2 separate regions of the Homo sapiens genome follow, and region 2 is linked to region 1. The links are chromatin contacts, found by Hi-C or POLR2A ChIA-PET in ENCODE. All regions are on one chromosome and are shown on one strand. The core of a region is the stretch at or near the end of the contact, and the rest is flanking DNA. Distances in the headings are between cores, read along the strand shown.

Region 1 (3,889 bases), core at 1,102-3,601:
ACAAGTGAATGGCTAAACAAATGATGGGCTAGCCATGGGTAGAATACTACTACTCAATGGTAGAAACTAATGAACTACTTATACAAATTACAACATGGATAAATTCTCAGGATAATTACTGTCTGTGAAAAAAGCCAAACAAGAAAGAGTTCCTACCGTGTAATTCTATTTATAAAAAATTTTAGAAAGTGCATCAAATTGCCTGGGAGATGGGCGAGGTGGGAGATGAGGACTGTGCAGGGCATGAGGAAGTCTTTGGGAGTGATAGTTGTGTTCACTCTTGGTGGTGGCAGTGGTTTCATGAGTATGTATGCATTTACCTCCAAACTTATCAAAGTGTGCAACTTCAATATATGCAGTTTATTGTCGGTCAATTATACCTCAATAAGGCTGTTAAAGGGAAAAAAAACAACGGCTGGGCAAGCTGGCTCACGCCTGTAATCCCAGCACTTTGGAAGGCCGAGGCGGGCAGATCACAAGGTCAGGAGTGATCACCATGTTGGATCAGCCTGACCAACATGATGAAACCCCGTCTCTATTAAAAACACAAAAGTTACTGGGCGTGGTGGCGATCGCCTGTAATCCCAGCTACTCAGGAGGCTGAGGCAGCAGAATCGCTTGAACCCAGGAGGCGGAGGTTGCAGTGAGCTGAGATCGCGCTACTGCACCCCAGCCGGGGTGACAGAGTGAGACTCCGTCTCAAAAAAGAAAACAAGAAAGAAAGAAAAAGAAAAAGAAAAAACATTGAGAGCTTTGGGAAGGGAAGGTAGCAACATCTTTCTAAGGTCAAAGGGCAAGGCTGTGCAGCTGATGAGATCAGAGATCTCACAGTGGTGCTCCCCTATCCACTCAGTCTTCAAGGAAGACACCTCCTCTCTGCTGGGCTTTGACTAAGGCTGCATTTCACTTTCATATTGTGTAATCCAGCTGCCCCAGTTGCCAGCTATGGGGTCCTGTGACACTGCTAGCCAACTGGGAGGAACCAACCGGTCACCAACTAACTCTGCTTCTCAGATGTGGGGGGAAATCCAAGCATCAGAGTCTCATGAAAACGAAACTTCAAGAAGCCTCGCAGAGCTGGGGTGGGGGTGGCAGAGGGTGGGGGGGCGTTCAGGCCACACCAGGCAGCAGCAACTGTGCGTGGAATGGCTTTGGCCAGGGCCTGGGCAGACTGGCCCGACTGGATGTAAATTATTCAGGGTCTCGCTTAAAAACACACACAGATCATGGCGTTACTAATTCCTATAGAGAGTCCATGGATGGCCTTCAGTGGGGCTTTGACCCCAAAATCATATGCACATTTTGTAACTATGTTCATTCATGCATTTTTCTGGGGGCCGGGGGTTCATAGCTTTCATCAGACCCTCCAAGAGCTCCCTGACTATAAAAAGATAAAGAAGCGCTGACAAGGATAGAGCTAGACCCTGCTACTGTTTTCCTCCTTCCTCTGGCTGCCGGGACAAAACCCCTAGGAATCGCTCATTCCGTCCTCCCTGCCGAGATCAGAGCTCCGCGACCCGCTTTCTTCTCGAATACACCAAGCGATCACAGATCTCTTCCCCCTTTTTCTGCGAGTGTAGACTCCAGGCTGGCCCCCACTCCCCACCCCCATCCGGTCCCGACCGCCTCTGCTGGTTTCCTGATCGCTTAAGAATTGGAAGTTGTTTCCAGGTCCCCAGGTGTGCAACTTGCCCGACGCGTTTCCCCCTGGGACACAGCTCCTCCCCACCCTCCCAGCTCCCACTGACATAATTTACTTTTGCCTGGGAGTCGGGAGGAGTAGTTTCTCCCGGACCCCTCCGAGGACCGCGTGCTATGCAACACCCGCCCTGCAGTCCAGGCGCCTGGGAGAAGCGCACTCGCCCGTGTCTCCAAACTGCTGGACGCCGCCGGCTCCGCGCTCCCGTGGCCAAAACGGGCTTCTCAGAACTGCTCCTGACCTCGGCCTCGGAGACCCCAGCCAGGCCGCCCGCTCCCTTACGTGGGTGACCCGGGCGCAGCGGCGGCGCTCTCCCTGCGACCCCGGCTCCCGGCACGTGTCCCTCCTGCCCGGCGCCGCGTCCCCTCCCCGGCCTGGGCCTGCGCGCACCGCGCTCCCGAGGGCACCGACGCCCCCGCACGGCCCGGGGAGATGGGGCGCCCGGTTCCCTCCAGCTCCACGTCCCGGCCCCCTTCCAAGTCCCGCCCGGGCGCCCCTGCTCCCAGCTCCCTACCCCGCGTCGCCGGCGGCCGGAGCAGCAGCAGCAGTAGCAGCGCCGGGAGACCGAGGGTCCGGCAGCCGCGCGCCCGCCGCGGGGCCATGGCGGCAGCTCCACAGGACACCGCTGGACTCCCCGGGCGAGCGCTGCCCAGGCCGGGGGGAGGTGGCGAGCGCTGCTCTGGGACCTGCCGCCCCGCCAGTCGCATTCGCTTTCGCTTTTGCTTTGGCCCCCGAGGGCTCGGAGAGGTGCAAAGCGGTGACAGATCCGTGACTCAGCGTCCCCACCCCTGCTGGGGAAGGAGCCCCGCCGGCCGCCGCGGCACCGCACAGCCACCCCTGTCCCCGGGACGCATGGGCCGTGCCCGGTGGGGACCCAGGACCTTACCCACGCAAGCCCGGGAGCCTCCCGGTCCTCCGCGCTCGTCGTGCTCTGGGACCTCCAGTGTGCACTCGGTCCGGTGTCCCCACTGCGAAGAGAGTGGGCAAAGTCATCGGAGAGCAGACTCTCTCCAGCCCTCTCTGCGGCTCGGATCCACTTGACCTCGCCCGGCGCTGGTCGCCTCCAGCTGCTCCGCCTTCGGCTTTCCTGGTCTCCCTCCGCGGCCCTGCGCTCGGTTGTGAGCGGCCGGCCTGGGTGAGTGCCCGCGGAGGTGTCGCCGCGGTGCGGAGGCGCGGGCACCTGCCTGGTGCGCTCTGGCCCGGGCGGAGCGCAGCCCCCGCCACCTGCTGGCTCCCGCGGCCCCCGGCGCCCGCTGGGGCCCCAGCTCCGCCACTTCGCCGAATTCCTGCTGCAGCTTTGCTCCCCTAGAAAATGCCTCATCTTAGAAGGAGAGGGGGCGGAGGGGGGAGAAGGGGGAGAGGAGCCACAGTGCTTCACCTCTGAGCCTCGCTTCCTTAGGTTCTTCCAGGCTGCCATCCTCCTCTTTGGCTGGTGGGTTTTTTTCTTTCTTGGGGTCTCAAGTGAAGCCTGAGAACCGGGTCTGTAAGCTCCCAAGTGCAGATTCTCAGGTCTAGCGGTGACATTGGACAGGACGAGACATCTCCAAGCCTCGGTCATTGCCTCTTAAAATCTCACAACGTGTTTATGAGGCTTTTGTGACATACTTGCAAATTCTCTTTGAAAACGAAATAATCTGTACAATAATCCCCCAAGACACAGGTTTACCTTTATAACAAACCTGCACTTATAACCCTGAACTTAAAAGTTAAATAAAAGAATTTAGGGCCGAGCGCGGTGGCCACTCCTGAAATCCAAGCACTTTCGGAGGCCAAGGCAGGTGGATCGCCTGAAGTCAGGAATTCGAGACTAGCCTGGCCAACATGGTGAAACCCCATCTCTACTAAAAATACCAAAATTAGCTGGGCATGGTGGCGGGCGCCTGTAATCCCAGCTATTCAGGAGGCTGAGGCAGGAGAATCACTTGAACCCAGGAGGCTGAGGTTGCAGTGAGCTGAGATCGCACCACTGCACTCCAGCCTGGGCAACACAGCCAGTTCCTGTCTCTTAAATTTAAAAAAAAAAAGTAGAAAGAATAATGAACCTACCATCCGGCAGTGACCACACAAGGTCCATTCTTTTTTTCTAAGCAGGAATAGCCACCCTTACTCCAACTGGGGAAATCCCACATTATTCAATTTCTCTCAATACTTAATAATAAATCTCAAGATGATAAGATCAAATTTAAAAAT
Region 2 (3,869 bases), core at 977-3,476, 570 kb after region 1:
TTGTGTGGTCTGCTATAAATCTGGCCTAACTTCTAAATCTTAAGGACATTTATTTCTAGAAATGCTGATGACTAGGGCAGAATCCAGTACCGAATTCTATGACCTGCCCCTAAAGACCCCCTTTTCCTGGATCTGAAGGAATTGTTGCCCCCTAGGTGCCCACTAGGTACTTTTCACGTTTCTAATAGGAGTGTTATGAGCCATTTTGTTAGATATCTCATTGAAATCATGTTCTCTCACTGGTCTAATAATTCATTAGTCTGGGGACTCTACAAAAATGGAAACTAGGTGAATCTGGCATGAATTTAGTAAGTCCATGTTGAGACCTACTGATTACTTTTTATCTTTTTTTTAACAACTAAACAGGAATCCTCCTGCTATAATTCAAGCCCATTTCTCTTTGAGTGAACATTTAAAATTGCTAGATAGCATTCTCTTTGCATTGATTCTTACTGATGCTGCATATTAAAGCCACCTCCAAGCCTCCTCGTTTCCATATGAAGTAATATCTACTCTTTACTCTTTCTCTAATAAATATTCATATGCACATTTCAAATGATTTTTTTTCTTCTCTGTGGATAGCATCTGATTTTTATGTGACATGATTAAAACGCTGAGCCCAAAGCAATTCTGCGCTATTTAAGTTTAAGGTCAAGGAAAGCAACCACACCTTCTCAACACGTTCCTCAACTCTGTCAGAGGCAGAAGCCTGGGATGCACACATGGACCCCGGCTCTAACTGTGGCCAGTCCTTGTGTTTTCACTAAGAGCAACGAAGCCAATACAAAGCTCAATGAAGGACAGAGTAAACATGGGGAAACTGCTTACCCTCTGTGGGTTTCAGCTTCTTTGCCTATAAAATGAGGGCCTAGAGATTACTCTCTCTAGTCTATTTTCAGCCCAACAACCTGGAGTGGTGCTGACTTGCCAGGCTCAGTGGCTGTCTCACCACTATCCTCAGGTGAATGCATTTGCAGATAGAAGCCTGCTCTCTTGGAGAAATATCCTTGCATTCTGATGTCATGGGAAGAACACATAAGTCCTCTCTTCAGTAATAACCTGCATACAGTAAATACTCATTGAGCATGGATTTTAGACAAGAGCTGGTGGGAGAACATGAACTTCATCCTTGAAATACTCGTATTTTGGCAGAAGCAATAAAACATGAATGCAACAGCATTGATAGAAACTGTAGAGACTTTAACACCCTATAACACAGCATCTGCAGCTTCAGAGTGAACAGTTCTCCCTCGGGGACAACAGCAGAATTGTGTGTAGTTCAACAGCTGGATCACTAGGTACCCGTCACCATCCATGTCTCCGTGTTAGATTCTAGCACCCAGGGGTATGTCCTGGGCCATCAGAAGATCAGCTTAATATTAAATTTGACGTTACGAGGTCTCTTGCCTGCTTTGTGCTTCTAACTCATTACCTAAAAAGAACGAAGGTGATAAAAGCTACCTACATCCTAGCTTTCTTAGGTGTTGTTAGGAATATGCCTGGGAAATAGAGTTGCAAAGTCAAGGTCACATTCTTTTCATTGTTTCTGTTATTATATTCAATTAAAAAGTAATATAAAAGGGTTTCTTTTTCTGCTTGCATTCAGAAGGGCTCAAAGCAAGAGGGAATCCCCACTGCCATCACGTCCTTTCCCTGCGTTGAGTCCTTCCTCAGGGCTCTAAGAAAGTCACAGGCTGGGAAGTCACTATTTTGGTGGAGCCCTGAGGGTGGGCCCTGCCCTCCCTGGAGAGCTCAGCCCTTTCAAGCCTGGCAGGGAGGCAAGGGCTCCTCACCACTGTCCTTTGAAGTCGTGTTCGTTAGCCCAGCAGTTCCTGTATTTCTGTGCGCTCAGTAATTGGTGAGCACACATCCTGCCATGTTTACTTTTAAAAAGAAAGGAAGAAAAAGTCACACAGGTGGAGTTCGCGGAGCTGAAAACAAAATACTCAGCCCTGGCGGAGCAGCACAGGCTTCCCTTAGCTTTCAGCTGAGCGCAGTCTGGTCTCTTTCAGTCTCCAGACAGAGGAAAACAAAAACAAAAACAAAAGCAAAAACACAACACCATGGGGAAAGGTGGCGTTGGGGAAAAAAGGAGGGAGGAAGAAGTCAGAAATGTGTCTGTCATGACTAAATTAACCACATTCATTTTCAGAAGAAGAGTTCAGGCATCATTCTAAAGCCAGCAGCAGCTTCTGTCACCCTTATCAATTAGAGAGACGCTAACCACTACTTTGTGGTTACCTAAGGAAAGCAAACACACACCTCCAGATGCTGAAACACTGTCCTCGATGATCAAACACACAACCCAACTCACACAGCAGGTTGCTGACAAGGCCCACGGTTCTGTTTTCCAGAGAAACACGCTGAGCAGGGCTGAACTGCAAGTGCTGGAAGGAACCCCAGCCTGGGGACAAGGACTGGAGGAAACTGGGGGGTCGGCTGTACTCCTTCCACAAATGTCCTGCCACTCCCATGCACCGCGCATCCTTCCTGGCTGGGATGACAGGGCCTTGTTTGGCTGATGCTCTGAGCAGACAGTTGTCAGGACCGAAAGAGCAGAAGGTGCCAGCCCTTCCTGTTGTGAAAAGGAAAGACATGACCTCCAACCCCACGACACTGAGAGAGCTGTCTCTTTCTCAGATGGTTTGCATATTTCTTCCAAGCAGGCTACCATGGCCATTTTCCCCTCAGCGAGGTCAAGTTCATTACATCATGTATCTTACTATGGTACCTTTACCATCTTTTGAAGAGCTCTCAGGAAAGATGTTTGGGAAAAACGATGTTGGAAGAATCAAAGGGTTATGTAGAATATTCATGGGAATTTTACCAATGGGGAAAATCAACCTGAAGGAAGTTAAACTGTTTGTGAGTCACAGTTTTGAGCTTAATTCCCACTACCTGACATCCATCCTGGAAAGGATGGTTTGTGGATGGCTTTATGTTTCCACCAAAATCAACATCGCTCAAGGTTTTTCATCGGGGAGATTTGTCTGTTTAATGACCTGGTCACACTGTCAACTGAAGAACCAATTTGCCCATTCTAATAATGCGATGACCACAGAATATATTGTTAACGGCAAGGAGAGACACTGTAATTAACTCCACAGTGATTAACTCTAATTGACTTAGGCCAAGGACATTGATAAATGGAGATAACTGGAAACTGGGTCTTCACTTATTGGTTCTATTCATTCACCTGCCCTTAGAATCTGAATTTGTGTGATGACTGTTTAACCTCCTCTCTCGCCTAAGCAGTTGGAGATCCTACCCCACACTCTTTTTTTTTTTTTTTGAGGAGTCTCTTTCTATCGCATAGGCTGGAGTGCAGTGGCATGATCCAGGCTCACTGCAACCTCCACCTCCTGGGTTTAAGAGATTCTCCTGCCTCAGCCTCCCAAGTAACTGGGACAACAGGCACGTACCACCGCACCTGGCTAAATTTTTATATTTTTAGTAGAGACAGTGTTTCACCATATTGGCCAGGCTGCTCTCGAACTCCTGACCTCATGATCCGCCTGCCTCGGCCTCCCAAAGTGCTGGGATTACAGGCGTGAGCCACTGCGCCCAGACCCACATTGTCTTAAGTCAACTCTTTCTTTTCCTGAGTGACAAAGTCTGCTATTATTTCCTTTCTGTTTTTTTTTTTTTTAATCTATAGGGGAAAAATAGCGGGAAAATGTGAATGTAACATTTTTATTTTTACGATACTGGGACTCTGGGAGTTAATCTCTAACTTGCTAAATAAGAAGATTATCCAATTCAGTTAAAAATAATATTAATTACTGAGCACTCACAAATGTGTGACTTCAGGAACCACGGACATGAGAAAGGCATTTTTCTTGCACCTGGTCTTCATGTAACTTATCATT

What was found. Hi-C counts contacts between places; a loop is a spot of excess contacts on that map. ChIA-PET counts read pairs that join two places held with the same protein, here RNA polymerase II (POLR2A). Pooled maps may share reads with other maps.
Region 2: a loop to region 1 is called in a pooled map, with 4 times the contacts of the local background. The contact joins the enhancer-like site here to the promoter of IL15RA in region 1. A Hi-C loop is called at or near these places in 5 of 50 pooled maps. POLR2A ChIA-PET finds 5 or more read pairs at or near these places in 3 of 52 experiments (CD8-positive, alpha-beta memory T cell, GM12878 and activated T-cell).

The regions. Positions count from the first base shown.
Region 1 is chr10:5,975,192-5,979,080 of GRCh38, forward strand. It overlaps IL15RA (interleukin 15 receptor subunit alpha), which reads right to left and starts at 2,352. Exons shown (of 7, transcript NM_002189.4): 1 at 2,214-2,352. The coding sequence starts at 2,301. RefSeq lists enhancers at 606-875, 1,006-1,085 and silencers at 1,976-2,355, 2,446-3,115.
Region 2 is chr10:6,541,350-6,545,218 of GRCh38, forward strand. All of the region lies in intron 1 of PRKCQ (protein kinase C theta), which reads right to left. Among named protein-coding and RNA genes, the nearest start is that of PRKCQ, 37 kb to the right of the region's middle. Within about 2 kb of position 2,227, at least 5 of the 41 ENCODE cell types and tissues checked have a DNase peak (open chromatin) inside an H3K27ac peak, as active enhancers do.